2 separate regions of the Homo sapiens genome follow, and region 2 is linked to region 1. A link is an interaction called in ENCODE POLR2A ChIA-PET data of the cell type or tissue named here. Cell type or tissue: A673. All regions are shown on one strand. Each heading gives the region's core, and the rest is flanking DNA. Links, peaks and the distances in the headings are about the cores only.

Region 1 (4,416 bases), core at 216-4,215:
GATTAAAATCACAATGAGGTGTCATCTCGTATGTGTTAGATTAGCTATTATCAAAAAAATTAAAGATAACACATATTAGGATATAGAGTAAAGGGAACACTTGTACACTATCAGGGAGATATTCTGTGACAATAATCAAACATTGATCAACATATAGCAAGAAGCAGAATGTGTGGATAAACCAATGGTTATAAACAATTCAAATTATATGATAAATATCCCCATATTTGTCCATTGACTCCTAGCAAAGGATTAGTCCAAAACTCTTCACAGGCCTAGTTAAAATAAAACATAAATTTTAAAACATAGTTTACTTCCAACTGTATTCAAAATGGGAACACTCTAATTTATTTTAAAAGATAAGATAATTTTGTTACGCACAAGTCATACTAGAAAAATGAGATAACTATAGGTCAATCTCATCTGTCAACAAACATGCAAAAACCTTAAAGGTATTACAGCAGAATAATAATTAAAAAAACAGTGTAGGAAAATCTCTTTAGGACTAAATAGATACCAGGATGGAATAAAACATTAGACTATATATGAATCCCCTAAATTAATGGATCAAATTCATAGAATTTATGCCACATAGGAAATATATACACATATTAATAGATCTGAAAAATTCATCAGTAAAATTCAACAACATTAATTTAAAATTAAAAAAAAGTCATTGAAAGGAATCCCCTAACCCTGAAAAAGTCTAGTATCCACCTCAATCAGGCACCATACTTGCTGGCGAATCTTTAGAATCATTCCCATTATATACTCACCATCAGTGAATGAATGTTCCCATTGTTCCAGAAATCGGATAAATATTTTTTAGCAGTAGTAGTGAACTTGCCTTTTTTTTCAATCTGATAAATGTAGAATTCTCTCTCTTAGAATTTTATTTTGCATTTTCTGTATGTACATTATATTAGGAATCTTTTCATAAGTTTATTTGCCATTTTGATTTATCTTTTGTGAAATACTGGTTCACAATTTTTGTCATTTTTCTGTTTTTTTCTTATGAGTTTATTATATACTTGTATGGTTATACATACATATATGTACATAAATATATTTTTATTTTCTCCCCACTTTCTCTCTCTCTCTGATCAATCCAATCTCTTTCCAATTTGTTGCAGATGTAATTTCCATATTGTAATTATACTTTTGACACTAATAAGTGTAATTATACTTTTGATACTAATACATCTTTTGAGAAACAGTCTTATAAAATTTTAAAATAGTGGAATTTATCACTATTTTCCATTTTAGTTTGCATGTTTTGTGTTTTACATAAATAATAATTCATTATGCACATAATGATGCAGTGACTGGGAATTCTAAGCCAGTCAAATTGGCTTAAGTCCTCACTCATCCTGTTCATCAAAAGAAAGATTACTTGAATAGGGCTGACCTAAACAGGTGAGTCCTTAAAATAGATTGAATCCTTCCTGAAATTATAGAGAATGGAAGTGTGGGGACGCTTAGGCCTATGGAGGGGGTCCTTAAGTTAGATGATTTAAAGTATGAGACGGCCTATGAAGGGGATCAGGGAGGTAACCCCTGAAAGCGGTTCAATTGCTAGCAACACAATGGGGATTTCAGTTCTACACACGTGAGGAAATTGATTCTTCCAACAACTTGAAGAGTCCTGGGGTAGTTCTTTCCTATTTGATATTCCAGATGAAGACACAGCCAGCCAACACATTGATTTCAGCCTTGTGAGTCCCTGCGCAGAAAACTCATCTAAAGTGTTCTGCCTTCCCGACCCACAGAAACAGATAATAAACTGGTGTTGTTTTAAGCTGATAAATTGGTGGTTATTCGGCAATGGAAAGTAAACACCTCCTCTGTGACTTACTTCTTCACTTGTAAAATGAGGATAATATTAGTATCTTCCTCATAAAGTAGATTATTGAGAAGATCGAATAAGTAAATCAATATAAACTTTGGAAGTGCCAAGTAGTGTACAATGCTTGATTGAGTAAACACTATATAAATAATATATTTTATTATGAAGAAGATAATCCTCCATGTTTTATTCTAAAGCTTTAAAGTTTTTTTACGTTAAGTTTATAATCCAATTGATAATAATTTCTGCATAGTATCTGAGGTGGAGACCTTCCTTCCTTCTTTCCTTCCTTCCTTCCTTCCTTCCTTCCTTCCTTCCATTCTTCTTTCCTTCCTTTCTGAAATGGAGAAGCTATAGTGCAGGTGCAGGTTCTATTGGATGTAAATTCCATTTTTTATTCATTGACCTAAAATACCATCTCTTTCACATGTAAAGTATTTATGTATGAGGGCTGTTTCTCTACTCTGTCTTGTGTTCCATTGATTTATTTCTTATTTCTTATAGCAATAACTCAGCTATTAACACAAGTTTTATTATCTGAAAGGAAAAATATTAACGTCTCATCCTTCATCAAATTTTCTCCCTTTTAATTTTTCTTTTGGAAGAACTAGATACATGTATTAACTTGTGTTAGTTAAGCTAATGTAACTGTATGAATAAAATATGTTTTACATGTATATACATCAGGGTAACCATCATCTAGACCAAGAGATAGAATAGTTTTGATACTTATGTTCCTTATGCACATTCCAAGTTAGTAAAACCCCTTCCCATCACAGAGGTAGCCATTATTTAAATTTCTAAAGCATGAATTTTTTTTGCTTGTTTCTAAACTTTGTATAAATAGGATTATATATATATATATATAGGTTTATTTGCATGTTTGTAGTATTTTACTTGATACAATATTTTTGAAATCTATTAATTTCTGCGTGTAGCAGGAATTATTTCAAGTTGTTATGTGATAGTTCATTGTGTGACTATACTACAGTTTGTTAATCAGTTTTCCTGGTAATAAGTATTTGGTTTCCAGTTTTTTACTATCTAAATAATGCCTCCGTGAACACTCTCTTACAGATATTTATATTGGTTTATGCACTCATTTACTTTGAATATATACAGAAAATGAGGAATCACTGGATCATAAAATAGGTATATGTTTAATTAGAAACTTCTAAACAGTTGTTCAAAATTGTAGCATAATTTTACGCTCGTAGTAGTAATGTATGAACATTCCAATTTCCTTACACTTACATAAATATTTAGTATAGGAAATAATTTTATCTTTAACAGTTCTATTTTGTTTTAGCCAGTTGTTCTCTCCTTACAGATGTTAGTTGACCTTTTCTTGAGAGCAAGTTTTTATATACTTATTGGCCACTTTTGAGTATCTTTCTGATGAAATGTCTCTTTAGATATTTTGCCCATTTTTAATTGGGTTCTTTGCCTTTTTCTTACTGACTTGTGATTTGTTGAATATATATATTTATATATATAATTTATGAATATATGAATTATACAGTTTATAAATTTATATTGCTTATAAATTATATATAAAACTATGTTATATATAATTTATAGTGCTACAAATGATGTTATTGCAATAAAGGCTTTCATGCAAAAAACTTTAGAAAGCCCTTGATACATTTACTAAGCATGTATTGAGTGTATAACGACTGATGACCTAAACATTTGTTGAGCACTGGCTGCCAGGCACTGGGCTAGATACTGAGAATACAGCAGTGAAGAACATAAGCCCTGTATAATCTTTGATCTCAGGGAACATGAGATAACAGACAGTAAAAAAACAAACAAAAAATTTAATACTTAATTGAAATTAGCATATGTGCTCAAACAAACAAAAACATATAGACTGTTCTTAGAGTGATTGTAACAGGTTAATGTATCCTAATTAAGGAGGTCAGGGCACGTGACCCTGAAGAAGGACAGTTTAAGTTGAGGTCTTAAGTGTGATCTCAACTTAAAAAAATATGGCACAGCATGCAAGATTTTTATAGTATAATGGAAAAGGCAAATACTAAACACATAGTTACAATACGGTATGATTAAATGTTAGGATAGTAGGAATCCATGTATTATGCAAACACATAGAAGGAGCACATAACTTAATTTGATAAGAAGTCTCATTGGGGAAATGATACCACAACTATTCTTAAAAGGATTTCAAACATTTTAAAGATAATTTCTGACGGTTGAAATTTTACTCTTCTCTTACATTTTTACTATGCTGATTTATTTCCTCTTTATTTAGGAAATCTCAAGGTCCTTAAACTTTAGGGGTCTAGTATTATCTTTATGGTATATTAATACCTAACAACAAAAAATATTAAGCCCTTGGCTCAAGCACCTGGACTGAATTTAATGGATTTTTCAACTCGATAGACCAGTGTACCTTTGTAACAGACCATGGTAAAGCAATATAAACTGATATAATATAAATTTTATGAAACAGATTTACTTACTTTACAGTTTTAACATAATTTATAGCATATTTGTGTCAGTCCTAACACTGATTTTTGAACAATTACAGCATTCTTATAAATAAGTGC
Region 2 (4,416 bases), core at 235-4,234, 1.7 Mb before region 1:
GGCATATTTGAAGGCCCAGACCAGTTGTTTTCCAGAATAACAATTTGGATATTTTAGATAATCAGATAAAGTTTATGTAATCTGAACAAGAATGCTGTACAGATGAAAGTGTGTCTTTCCTGGTATATCCCAGAAGGGGCAACTGATATCAGTTTCTCACCTCCTACTTCCCTTCTATGTCCCCTGTAGGCAAACTGTGGTATTACCCATCTCCTGAATCCATCAGGGGCTTTATTTTCCTTGGCCTCTGATGATACAGGCTTCCCTTTAGAAAAACCTCTTTCCACTTTTTCTCTAACTTTTCAAGGCTTCCATTTGTTCACTGCTCAATTCAAATATCTCCCCTTACCATAAAATATTCTATACTATGAATAGTATTCTATTCATATTCATATTTGCATACTATTCAAATAACAATATGAATAGTATTCTATTCATATTCATATTCGAATAGAATACTATTCATATTTGTATAGAATACTATTCAAATTGTTATTCTGGAAAACTGGTCTGGGACTTCAAACATGCCAATGTCATATGTCTTGTCATCCTGCTAGCCTGCATGCCTGCTGGCCTATTCATAGCATAGATATTTTATGGTAAGGGGTGATATTTGAATTGATACTATACTCCCTCAAGTTGCATCATATCTCCCTCTTCAAACGTCTTTTAGTTTTTTAAATACACTATTATGGACTGAGTTAGGTCCCCTCAAAATTCACATGTTGAAGTTATAAAACTCAGAATGTGAATGCATTTAGAAATAGAGTCTGTAAAGCGATGATAATTAAAAATAAATAAGCAAAGTGGGCCCTAATATGACTAATGTCCAATCAGAAGAGAAAATTAGGGCATAAACATGTATAGAGGGAGGACCATGTGAATACACAAGGTGAAGACAAGGAGAGAGGCCTCTTAAGAAATCAACCTTGCTAACACCCTCATCTAAGGCTTCTAGCCTCCAGAATTGTGAGAAAATAAATTTCTATTGTGTAAGCCATCCAGTCTGTGGTATACTTTGTTACAGCAGCCCTATCAAGCAAACACATGCACTCAGTGCTTTAATCTAATGAATGACTTGGTAGTTACACGTGTATAGATACTAATGTTATAATTACCATATGCCTAGTGATCCTGCTGGCCTGCCATCCCACTGAGAGCAGCAACTATGGACCTAGAATTCCCCACATCTGGGTTTCATTTCCCACAGAGCTCATCAGGATCCTGTGCACTCAGTAAACAATAATTTGATGGTCCTTGATGGATGACTAAATTTAAATTACCTTAGGAAAAAAATCAATCCTATAATTAATTGCCCCATTGTTTATAAGAATTCATCCATGACACATGTTTTTAATTTACCCCTTACCCTCTGAGTGTCATGTAACTCTCCAGAGATTTTCTCTTCCTCTCTATAAAACTACTTCTTAAAAGTTTTTAATTCTTAAGGAAATTTTTAGAATTTAAGAAAGAAAAAAAAAAATCCAGTTTACTAAGTGCCTATTCTTTCTTCAAAACAGTTTTCTCTATTTTCTAAAAATATGTCAAGTTGACTTAAAATAATCATAATAAAAATGACAAAAATTAAGACAATAAAGAATATCATGTTATTTCAAGTAAATGTAGTATTTATTTGTATTAGTTTGTACATAAATTTCCAGAGAAATCAAGGCTTTATAGCTGCACTCGGTTTGCATTGATACTTACCTCTGCTTTTAGTGTAGGAGACATTTTCCAGTGGTAAACACTGCTTTATATCTTCAGGCTCATTAATCCCCAGCATCAGTGTGCCTCATCACAGATGAGAAAATGCAGGAGGTTCCTGTTTGGGGCCTTGCTGTCATGGTTTCTTGTTGCTAGCAACACACAGAAGCATGACCAGCTGCTGCTGCTGCTGCTGTTCCTGTTAGTCTGCTAACTAAATATGGGTGAATTTTTCTATGAGTCAGTATTTCTACACTGTCAATAACAATGTGTGTGTGTGTTTCAATTAAGGCCTGATTGTTAAGTCACTAAGGATCGACTGAATCCAATTCTAACATGAATAATCTTCAAAATTTGGCTTATGGTGTGCCATAGATGTCCAGCTAAACTGAATATAATCCTCAGGCATGAATTATGTTAAGAAAATTACTGCTGATTGAAGCTATCGTTCATGGATTAACTCACACTTAATAAAAAGCTATGTTCCTTTGATATCTTTTCAGGTTTAGTCCAGATTTGGCGGGAGTAGGTAGAGGGATGTTCTGTGGTCTTGTAAAATTGGGAAGCATTAAGAAATACAAAATTAAACATATTCCAATAATACATAAAGTTTTAGAGACTAATTAATGTCAATTTGTATCATGACTCTCCTAAAAGGGAATAGAGAATTTTATAATTCTAACACTCATTTGGAGTAACTTATGGCAACTACAGAAAATATGGTTTAAGACACACAGGAGTTCCATATGTATTTGCAAGTAATTTGAGATGCAGTATCATATGATGCAGAGTTAGAGGCAGAAGACCTGAATTCTTCTCTTACCTCTGTCAAGAATTAGCTGTGTGAACTTGGGAAGGCCTGGGGAAAGTCATTTTTATCCCATGTCTCATTTTTAAATTTGTAAAATGGAGATAAACTTATAAGGCTATTGTGAAAATTAAATTAATAAATGCATAGTGAAATTACTGTGTAAAATGAAAATCACTATATGAATATGAGTTGATATTCCATTTATAAGATGCCGCTTACATTTCCTTCAGGATTTATAGTACTTGCTGTCTCTGATTAAAAGTTGTCCTACTCTCTGGCTCTAAAATACTGCAAAATGAAGCAATCTTCTATCTGATATAGTCATCTAATTACAAGTCCAGGTCAAGCAAAATAAGACAATGTTTGAAAGTTTTTCTGATTTTTGAATTTAAAGAAATACTTTCAAATAAAGACTATAACTATAAATTTGCTTTTATTTTGAAACCATAGAATGATAAAATAAAAATTATTAGGATGGTTACTTATGGCAAAAGACACAGGGACAGAAGATGGATGTCTCTGAATATGTGTGTGTGTGTGTGTGTGTGTGTGTGTGTGTGTGTATGTGTATTTACATAGACATGTATACATATTTGTATACATATGTACACATACACACACACTTTGGAACCCTGTAAATGCTTTATGCTCTATCTATGTAATCAAAAACTGTGATTATTTCAAAAATAAAAGCTAAGCAGTTACTCAAAATTTTTTGAAGTAAAGGGATCTAACTGCATATCAAATTGTTGACAAAACCACACAGGGAAAAATTATTTCGAGTGACTTTAAAACGCAGGTTTTTTTTAGTATCACTAGTGAGATATATCCCAAGTATGAAAATCTCCACAAAGAAATCACAAGCTTTATTCGGCAGCATTATTGTTAATGATAATAATGTTTGTATTGTTATTTTGAAATTACTATATGTATATGGTATAAGATAAATAAGTATGTACATGTAATTAGGAACCAAGAGTTTCAATTTAAGAAAATTTGGGGAGAAAAGGTATAAAAGCAAAATAATAGAGGTATAGAATTATCAAGGTAGAACAACATAAATTAAGACATGTAATTATATATTTAAATATAAATATTAACATGAACACATGATTTTTCCTTTTTCTAAAATATATAGACCTTGAATTTATTTTTAAAATACATAACTTGAATTTATTTTTTTAGATACATATTACATAACTACCTCTTCACTGAAAAGCTACAGAAGCAGTGGCAAACCAGTAGTAATGACCACCCCTGGGGCCCAGATTCAGGTCTCTAAACTTTAATTCTGTCCTCAGGGAACTGATTGTTTCCAGGACTGGCTGGACAATATGTTGAATAAGTCTGGAACATCTTGTTGTGCTGAAAAGCAAGAAAGCAATCAAGGATTACAGGGAACATGTCAAAGAGACAGAGAACCCAATTAGAGCAGCTCCCACTGGCGAAACTGTGGAACAGTTGGAGCAACAATAAAAATGACTGGAAAGGTCATATATATCCATAAGTTACTAATTATACAAAAACAAAACACACACGCACATACACACTCATTGGTCACCTTTGATAATTACTAGAAAATTTCAAATACTGATTTTAAAAAGAGAAAGCATTATGGATTGTTTGTTCTGTCTTTCCTGTGTGTAGTGTATTTCATGCTGTTTTCCCAAGGTAATTGTTCAGTATAAAATCCTGTTTTCTCAACTGAAGATGACTCAGAAATCTACCAGAGCACTGAACTCTCTGTGGGATCAGCTGAAGCCATTGCTGAAATTGTATCACAGGTCAATTCCTCCCTCTGCCCACTCCTGTTCCCAAGGGCACTCCCTAGTCAGTATCCTGGATGCTAACCTCCATGACAGTTTGCTTCCCAAGAAATCTAACCTGTTGCAAGCAGTTAT

Evidence for each region. Peaks named below come from ENCODE experiments on the same cell type or tissue, not always from the same donor. Only the 100,000 strongest peaks of a DNase experiment are listed, where the experiment ranks them.
Region 2: POLR2A ChIA-PET joins it to region 1 with 11 read pairs; 1 of 35 experiments calls an interaction of 5 or more read pairs at or near these places.

What each region holds. Positions count from the first base shown.
Region 1 is chr1:194,141,060-194,145,475 of GRCh38, forward strand. All of the region lies in intron 6 of LOC124904475 (a long non-coding RNA gene), which reads left to right. It overlaps LOC124904476 (a long non-coding RNA gene), which reads left to right. Exons shown (of 3, transcript XR_007066778.1): 3 at 2,924-3,264. Among named protein-coding and RNA genes, the nearest start is that of LINC01031, 840 kb to the left of the region's middle. In A673, for the core only: no CTCF peak of the experiment used is centred there; DNase peaks (open chromatin) are centred at 1,582 and 2,202; H3K27ac peaks cover 3,165 bases.
Region 2 is chr1:192,488,090-192,492,505 of GRCh38, forward strand. No RefSeq gene overlaps it. Among named protein-coding and RNA genes, the nearest start is that of RGS1, 85 kb to the right of the region's middle. In A673, for the core only: a CTCF peak has its summit at 3,964; DNase peaks (open chromatin) are centred at 1,162 and 1,832; H3K4me3 peaks cover 267 bases; H3K27ac peaks cover 2,497 bases.